Linked DNA regions of Homo sapiens: region 1 is linked to region 2. The links are chromatin loops, found by intact Hi-C in ENCODE. Cell type or tissue: psoas muscle. All regions are shown on one strand. Each heading gives the region's core, and the rest is flanking DNA. Links, peaks and the distances in the headings are about the cores only. Region 1 overlaps ADAMTS9-AS2 (ADAMTS9 antisense RNA 2). Region 2 overlaps ADAMTS9-AS2 (ADAMTS9 antisense RNA 2).

The links. A loop is a pair of places that touch in the nucleus more often than their neighbours do. Peaks named below come from ENCODE experiments on the same cell type or tissue, not always from the same donor. Only the 100,000 strongest peaks of a DNase experiment are listed, where the experiment ranks them.
Region 1: it touches region 2 in a loop (2.3-fold over the local background); 2 of 110 quality-filtered maps call a loop at or near these places.

Annotation. Positions count from the first base shown.
Region 1 is chr3:64,726,396-64,730,795 of GRCh38, forward strand. The region is part of intron 1 of ADAMTS9-AS2 (ADAMTS9 antisense RNA 2); the gene reads left to right. Among named protein-coding and RNA genes, the nearest start is that of ADAMTS9, 41 kb to the left of the region's middle. In psoas muscle, for the core only: no CTCF peak of the experiment used is centred there; a DNase peak (open chromatin) is centred at 2,296; H3K27ac peaks cover 2,183 bases.
Region 2 is chr3:64,904,997-64,909,396 of GRCh38, forward strand. The region is part of intron 4 of ADAMTS9-AS2 (ADAMTS9 antisense RNA 2); the gene reads left to right. The region is part of intron 2 of LOC105377124 (a long non-coding RNA gene); the gene reads right to left. Among named protein-coding and RNA genes, the nearest start is that of ADAMTS9, 220 kb to the left of the region's middle. In psoas muscle, for the core only: no CTCF peak of the experiment used is centred there; no DNase peak of the experiment used is centred there; H3K27ac peaks cover 919 bases.

The DNA.
Region 1 (4,400 bases), core at 302-4,301, 180 kb before region 2:
CTAATGGGCAATCCAGGTCCTTTAAAATCATTTCTTCTTAAAAAATAGACTACAGTAAGTGTAGCTGTGCTATTCGGTAAATCAACATGTGTTTATCACATTTGCAAAGCCCTGGGTTGAATAGTCATTCATATGTAACTTCTGCATATTAGAGTTTCTAAGCTGTTTTCTTCCTTGCCAGTTCTTCTTGTGTCTCCAGTGGTTTTATGTTCATTTTTTAAGGGATCAGTGAGAGGACATAGATAAGGCTCTTTGCAAAGTGCAAATCCCTATGCAAATGTGAGGGTTTTAAATCGCTATTTCATCACTAGGTATACAGTATCCTTCTGCCCAGTAAACTGCTTCTTGGTTGTGATGGGTCAAGAAATTGACTTACTAGTCTACTGACTTCTCAGCACTTCCCAGCTTCTTTAGAAGTTTTCTGGGAAAGGAAGGAAACCATGAACGAGGTCCACTCTGGAAATCTGTCTTCTCACTCCATGCCCTGCCAGTCAGGGCATACCCAAAATATGGGCTTTGGCACAGATAAAACTTGAGACTCCTATTTCTTGCAGGGCTGAGTTCAGATTCCCAGATGTCACATACCAGTGTGTGACCATGAGCATGTTACTTCACCTCATTGAGCTTTAGTCATCCTATCCATAAAATAAGGACAATAAGAATATTCTCCCTCCTTCTATCAGGTGAGATAATACAGGGAAAGCTGATGAGTATCAGATTTAAAAAACTAGGTACTTAAATGCAGTAACGCATATGGCATAAGTAGTCAGTTAACATTATCTGCAATCATATCATCATTATTGCTTATCATTATCATTAGCACAAGGTCTTGGGCAATTTCAGGCGTCACTAGCTGCAATCCACTCCATTGTCTCCTACTCAGAAAGCAATGATTCACAATGCAAAGAAGTGAAAGTGTGCTTGGTCTGAATAACCTTGTTTCTGGCCCAGTTTATTTTTTCCAATAGAAGCCTTTATATACATTGATGCCGTAAGTAAAATTTGTAATGCATTTCTTTTGCTGATCTTTACACAGCTGATTGGGAGCCACCAGGGTTGTAATGACACCATGTTCACACAGGTGTACTGGTCTGGGACAGTCACCCGATTGCTACCAACTGCCCTGTGTCCTTCTGTATGGCTGCCAAGTACCTGCTCTGTGATTGACAGCTCAAGTTCCTAGGCATGAAAAAAGACTGGTCTTCAATAATAATAATTTTTAAATAATCATTATGATACTAATGGGAGCAGCTATCCTCTACTGGTGGCTACTCTATCTAGACTTTGTGCCACATTTGTGTGATTTTCTATAGCAATCTTGTAAGTTGAGTCCTTGTACTGCCTCATAGTTGAGGAAACTGAGGTAAGAAAAGATGAAGTAAACTACCCATGAAAATACAAATAGGATATAGCAAATCTAATATTTGAACCCAAGTAGTCTAACTTTAGAGTCTGTGCTCAGCCAATAGTCTATGTTTGCTTTGCCATTTCCCTACCCACCTCCATATTCTTTTTCCTACATGTTAAAGAATGATAAGGGATGCTGTAATGATAGGAACTCACATTCCTTGGGCACATAGTATGTGCTGGGAACTCCCCCCCACCTTTCTCCTTTTACACTTCTTCTTTTTTTTTTTTAATGTTCCCACAAAACTTTATTTACTGACACAAAAATTCCTCTTTTATATTAAAAGAGCCCTAGGAGGGGAGGAAAGGCGTTCACAGTGTCAACAGATGAGGGAATGGAGGCTCTGAGAGGCTGGATTACCTAAAGTTTTCAAGGAGCTCTCTGGCTGCATAACCCAAACACATTCTATTTTCCACCACAGATATTCCCCAACTAACTTACAGTTATAAGGCTGTAAAATAGATGTGTGGCTAAACCAAGATACATGGTAAAGACTTTATGTTCTGTGATCGGAGAGCCCATGGCCACAAACTGTCCAAATTGTGTTGACTCAATGAACAACAGAATGAAAATATTTTCTCCTGAAAGGGAGAAATAATAACATTTTTAGCCAGAGCCAAGGCTTATACACCATGGCACTCTTTTAAGCTTCTCCAAGCTCTATACAGAGCCCTTGATGGTTTTCTGATAGGAAATGTCCCCGACACTGACATCCTATTGCATGACAAGAAGACAACAGTGGCAAGAAGGGGCTTTCCCGAATGTGACTCCAAGATGTCATTGAGATGTTGTCAGGTTCTAAAATAGTCACTTCCATCCGAAGTCTTACAGGGTAATTATAGCTTTGCCATTATTCCTGGCCTGGCTGTGATCCACGACTCTGCTCTCATTACCTCCTGCTTCTTCATCTTGGGTCTGATAGAGCCCTTTCATCCAGATGTGGGGACCAGCTGAACATTCTGAGCAAGTTCTGCAGACCAGCTCTCCCCTAGACACCTCTGAATGTCTTGGGGCAAGTCATGAGCAAAGAGAGTTAAGGAGCCAACCTTTAAACAAGAACAGAAGGAACCAGAGCAAATGGAACATGCCGGGTGGGGCAGAAGTGTGTTGTTAATTTTTTCTCCAGGTTTGGGTGTGTATTTATAGGCTGTTAGAAGGAGTACAGGGTTTTAGGTAGATAAACTTCTCTATTGAAAGGGAGAGGAAAAACATTTTCCCTGCCTTCCCCCCATTTCTTTTTAAGGCCACAGTTGAAGTCATACTCACCTTCCACTGTGAGGCACGGTGATGTTTTTCCAATTGTCTGGAGTCAGGTCTGCCACACTTCCTTGACTGTATTCCTTCTTCCTGTCAGAGACAGGTTCCTGTGGTCAGGCACGCAGCAGGCTCCAGCCCAGCGTGCCAACTCAGAAGTCAGGAGCCACGATGTCCCTCAGACACTGATCTGTCGCACGGGGCTCAGACTTCTGAACTGGGACGTGACTGGGGAGACAGAATAAGCCCACACACACCGTGACTGAATTCATGGAGTCCTTTGCCTCTCTGCCACCCTACAATGGTACAGTCACATGGCTCTTAATGACAGGGATATGTTTTGAGAAATGTGTCATTAGGTGATTTTGAGGTTCAGCCAACATCAAAGAGTGTACTTAACAAACCTAGATGGGATAGCCTACTATCCTAATAGTATAGCCTAATGTTCCTAGGCTACAAACCTGTACAACATGGTACTCTCCTGGATACAGTAGGCAATTGTAACACAAGGATAATTATCTGTGTATCTAATCATAGAAAAGATACAGTAAAAATTTGGTATTATAATCTTATGAGACCAACATCATATATGTAGTCCGTCGTGGCTGAAACATCATTATGTGATGCATGACTGTATTTGATTTTCTTTAAATAGTATTCTGGATCTTTAGAGGGGTCTTGACCATGAGTCCATGCAGAGAGAGGAGCCTGAGCTTTATCTCCCAGAACCTTAGTTTCCTTATCTGCAAAATGGGAATAATGGGAATAATTATATCATGGGAAATGGTTGTGAGTAATTGTTTGAGATAATGATAGTAAAGCAGCCAGCACTGCTCATGGTAGCAATGATGTACAGGTTGAGTGTTCCTTATTCAAAATACTTGGGACCAGAACTGTTGCTAATTTCAGATTTTTTCAGATTTTGGAATATTTGTGTATACATAATGAGATCTCTTGGGGATGGTAGCCAAGTCTAAACATGATTTTTTTATGTTTTACATGCACCTTATACTCATTGCCTGAAGGTAATTTTATACAATATTTTTCATTGTTTTGTGCATAAAATAAAGTTTTGACTATATTTTGACTGAGGTCTGTCACATGAGGTCAGGTGTGGAATTTTCCACTTGTGGCATCATATTGGTGCTCAAAAATGTTCAGATTTTAGAGCATTTTGGATCTTGAATTTCAGATTAGGGATATTCAATCTGTACTTCATCACTACCATAGGCAGTGCTTGTGGCTTTACTGGTATTATCTCAAATAAATCCTCACTGCCACTTCCCATAATATAATTGTTCTCATTACTCCCATTTTACAGATAAGGAAGCCAAGGTTCAGGGAGATAAAGAAACTTGTCCCAGGTTACACGGTATCTTGGTTTATATTCTGCCTTGAAGCAGAACTCATGACAAGGATTCAAGTGAAAAGAGCTTATTTGAGATGTTCAGAAGTACCAGTAGGGCCATGGGAAAGTTAGACATGGAAGAGAAGGTTGCTAATGTAGGGCATAATATACCAGTGAGAAACCAGAGTGTCAATCCACAGGGAAACTCTGGAAAACAGTGTAAGAACAGATACCCCAGAGTCACCCCTTCCAAAGGATGAGAAATCTGGAGTATATTTTTACACCAGCTTCTGCCAGTCCATTGGTTAAGGGTGGATGATGTGGAAGTGGTGTGTTCATTCTTCGGTTTGGACAAAACTCCTACCAGGGATTCCTAGAAAGCCCCCAGCC
Region 2 (4,400 bases), core at 196-4,195:
TAGATACAATAAATATTGCACTTTTCCTTGTCAAAGACTTGGAATCTGCCTGTGGAAGTCAAAGTGGAAAGGGTTGCTGCTTTTGAGCTATTGTGAAGTGGTGGGAGGGGGTTATGTAGAATCAGAAAGAAAGTTGCAGCACCGGATGTGCATGGTGTGGCTCATGACAACGTGGTGGACTGAGATAGATGACAGATGGTGGAGGTGTATGCATTTTGTGTATTCCTATCAGGTGCAGTTCAGCTGGGTACAGTTTTCTGCATTCATCTAGTGTTTCTAGGGGATGAAATTGTGTATAAGCAAACGTGAAATCCAGTTATGTTCAAATTGTTCCCTAATATATCAATACCGTTGGAACAAATTCATGATTTCAAAACAAGTCTTATAGCAGAACTGACTTTACGTACTTAATTGCACTGAATGGACTGGACGAAAACTGTAATCTACAGCACCAGTGATTCTTAAAAGTATAGCAGACGTTATTAGCAAAGAGATTTTTAACCCATAGAAATTACCAAACAGAAATGTTTTAGGGAAATAAGTAGGGCCCCCTTTACACAAACTCTTTCACATGCCACTGTCACAAGACTTTTCCATGACCTGGCAAGTGGCTCATACTATTAATAACAAAGTCTACTTAAAATCTTGTATAATGCTGAAACAGTTAAGGGCAAATTATATGATACGTAACATTTGCTTCAAAATAATCTGGGTTTGGACAGTACGTGGGAGGTGCTAATAGGAAACAAGATTGGCCATGAGTTGAATGAAATTAGGAAATGAAAACATAAGGCTTGGTTATCATCTTCTCCCTACTTTTGAATAATAAATAGAAAAAGAAGAGTAATCCATTTAAAAATCATGTATAAGCAGTGGATTTGCAAGCAGGTTCGTATAAATACTGATTTTAAAATAGAGATGCCATTTTTGAACGTACGGTTTGTGTGTTGCCACTGTAATGAAATATCATGCTAAAGACATGGGCTGGGCTGAAAGTATTTAAAGCATGCTTACTTTCTTCAGGTTCCAAAAGATGGGCTATGCTGAGTAGAGCATGATGTTTAACAAAGGCAGTTGTCAAAGGCAAAAAATTAACATTCAAGTCACGGTCAGTGACAAGACAAAATACTTGGAGTGGAGTTTCACCGAGCTGAGAATATAAGAAGCCCTAACAGGGGAGGTGAGACTGAGTCAGGACGTATGTTGATTCTCTCCGTGGGAAACTTGACTAAGCAGAGAATCCCTGGTTATGAGCATGGATGAGCGTTAGAGCTTGACCTTGCCAGGGAGGCCTGGTTTCACTAAGTGGCCTTGGGCACTAATCTAATCACTGTGAGAAATTTTATTTCCCTTCAGGTTTGTGAAAACTGGATTCTCCTTGTAATGAAAAAAAAGTGAGATGTAAAGAAACAACAAAATGGATGCTTGTGATAATAAAGACATAAATTGGAATAAACTCGCAAAAACTCCTAAGTGATTTTGAGTCGCTCTATGGAGGATCTGATGAAAACTAGAAATACTCTCCCCAGAAAAAATACACATGTGAATTCACAAAACGCTTGCCTGTCTATGAATTCACAGACCCTTTAGTATCCATTCGGGACACTGGGTTGAGAACTGGAATTAGAAGCTGTGATTGGTCCAATCCAAGGTTGCAGTGAGGGGGATACAGGTTACATGTGCAGCTGTTGCTTCTGATGTGTTTCTCCAGCCTGAACTACTTCTACTCTCCACGTTCTGCTCCATTCTTTAAAGACCCCCTGCTTTTGGGAGGCCTTTCTCAGCCTGTGCTATCTACAGAAGTTTTTCCTCTGAACTCACAGTAACTCTCAGTGTTGCTATTTTGGTCCTTAAGCATACATTCTCTTTGAATGCTTATCTCTGGATGCCTGAGAGAGAGAGAGAGAGAGTGTGTGTGTGTGTGTGTTTGTGTGTGTGTCACCTGTCTAACTTGACTGCAAGCAACTTGAGAGCAAGACCATTTATCATACTTCCTGGTATAGCCTCCAGTATCATGTAGAGAACTAACAGACGGGCAGACATGTGGTTACAAAGTAGGTTCCCCTACTTTATAGGGGATATATATATCTCATATATATATATAAATTCATTCCAATATAGAATGAATTAATGAATTCATTCCTCATTATGGAATGAATTAATGAATCTTCTACTCCTTTCCTTACTCCTTCCCCTAGTACTTTAAGCTTAGTGCTCTCTGTCACTTTTGTCTGGAGCACTTTTCTCTACCAGAAATCCATAAGAAACTCCCATGGGGGTCCTGAGGATGAAAGCTCAGAGCTCTCAGGGAAGTCCTCCATCTTCCAGTTTCTTCCTCTCTCTGCCTCTGCCCTGCTCCCTGGTTCCATTTCCATCAGCCTCTGGAAGACCTCTGTCAGGTACCTATGCGCAGCACATCACATGGCAATGATTCCCTGTGACATTGCTAAGAATACATAAGGTGCCTTGAGTACGGGGTGCTCAGATGAACAGGTTTACTTGCTTATTCATTTATTTTAATGTGCATTTGTAACATTGTAACCATATATCCTGCCCATAATTTCCCAGAGAATATTGATTAGGATGAATCTAAATTTTAAAATGAGAGAATAAAGAAAAATAGTAAGTAAATAATAGTTTGCTTTCTACGGTTTTATATCAGAATTTGTGCAGGTGGGGTGAATGTTCATATTTTCTGAGCACCAGGTGGGCCATTAACAGGCAGATGTGTTCTTAACATAAATGTCTTCATGTCCTTCTCCCTTCCTAGGAGGCAGCCCTAGGATGGCAGGGACAGGGTCTGAACCAGCCATGTAACTCCGAGAACTGGTGCTCAGGGATGGTTGGCTGAATTGAGTCATGCTGTATTGAATTTAAAAATTCTGTCTCAACATTAGCTTTCCCTCCTCAAAGCACTATTGTGTCTATTCCCTGGAACAGAGGGAAAGCAGGAAGATGGGAAGGAAAATCACAGCTCTGCTTCTCCTCAACACATCTCCAAGTGGTCCAAACAGACCACTGCAGAAGCCTAGCCTAATTGAATCGCACTGTTTGCCCTTGTTTATCTTCTTCTTCTTTTTTCTATCCAGCTCTAAAGCCTACTTATGGATGTGTAAAGAGCTTTCTTTGACTTTAACACAATTAGCCAAGGATTCTCAGAGCCTCTTCATCACAAGGGCAGGTTTCACCCACCCAAGCATTTGCTAACATCACAGAACAATGATGATTACCTAGCTAATGGTGGAGGGGCGGGGGTTACGGAAAGAGAGGAAAAGCAAAACATCAAAATTGCACAGAGGGAAAACTTAGCCAACTAACACCTGCCAGAAGAGACTAGAGGGTGGGGCTGGAGTAAGCAGGTTCCGCTAGACTCTTCCCTAGGGAGGCTGCTAAAGCTTCCCAACTCTGAAGGTCTTTGTGTGAGAGGTGAGGGGTGGGTGGAAGTGAGTGAGTCCTGCCTGGGAGGCAAACAAAGAAAGGAAAAGGGAAAGGCAAGGGTGCTTCCACTTCTCAAGGTAACATACTTGAATGAATCCAGCATTGAAATTAGCCCTAATCACTGGTGATTCATTTTGAAAAATCACAAAGGGCTTTTTCCCCCTCCGTTTCCGCTTTAGGGATTTCCCAGGCTAAAAGGGCAGCCCAGTTTGAGTCACTGGTTTTAAGAAATCAAGAAATGATAACGTGAAACAGATCAACTGCACTCCTGAGGGCTGTTAACCCCGTGTTCACAAGAATTATTTTAAAAATCGTTTATCTACAATCAAATCTGAATCCCTGTAAGTCCATGTACTAAGGTATTCCTGCCTTCTTTTTTGCACTGCAAAAAAGTTTGAATGGTCAGAGGCTCCACCTAGAAAAAGTGACAAGTTGAAATTATAATCACTTCTGTTTGTTACTTGTTACCGGGTATAATAAGGACCAGCTCTCCTTTATGGGGTATATGGTTAGGTATCTTTAATAGAGAGATTTCACTAGAGCATCAGTATCATTTCACTTTTATTTGACTAAAAAATAACAATGACCGTTTTTGAGTACCTAGTATAATCTAGGTCCTTAACATACGTCATTTCCTTTATTTCTCACAAGAATCCGATGAACTAAGTAACACTTCCTTGCTGAACAGTTAAGAAAACTGAGACCTAGTTAATAAGTGGCCCAGCCAAGATATGAACCTCAAGTTTTATCTGTTTCAAACTACATGTCTTTCCATTCCCCTTATTGTGTTTCTAGAAACTATAGAAAAGACTTAGGAAAAGCAAGAAGGAGTGGGACTCCGCACAGCAGTCAAGGGAAACACGACTTATCACACAGATCCGTAACATATGACACATCTTTTGCTATGAGATAACTGACCAAACTCATGCCCGAATTCACATGTGCCAGTCAGTCTCCACGAG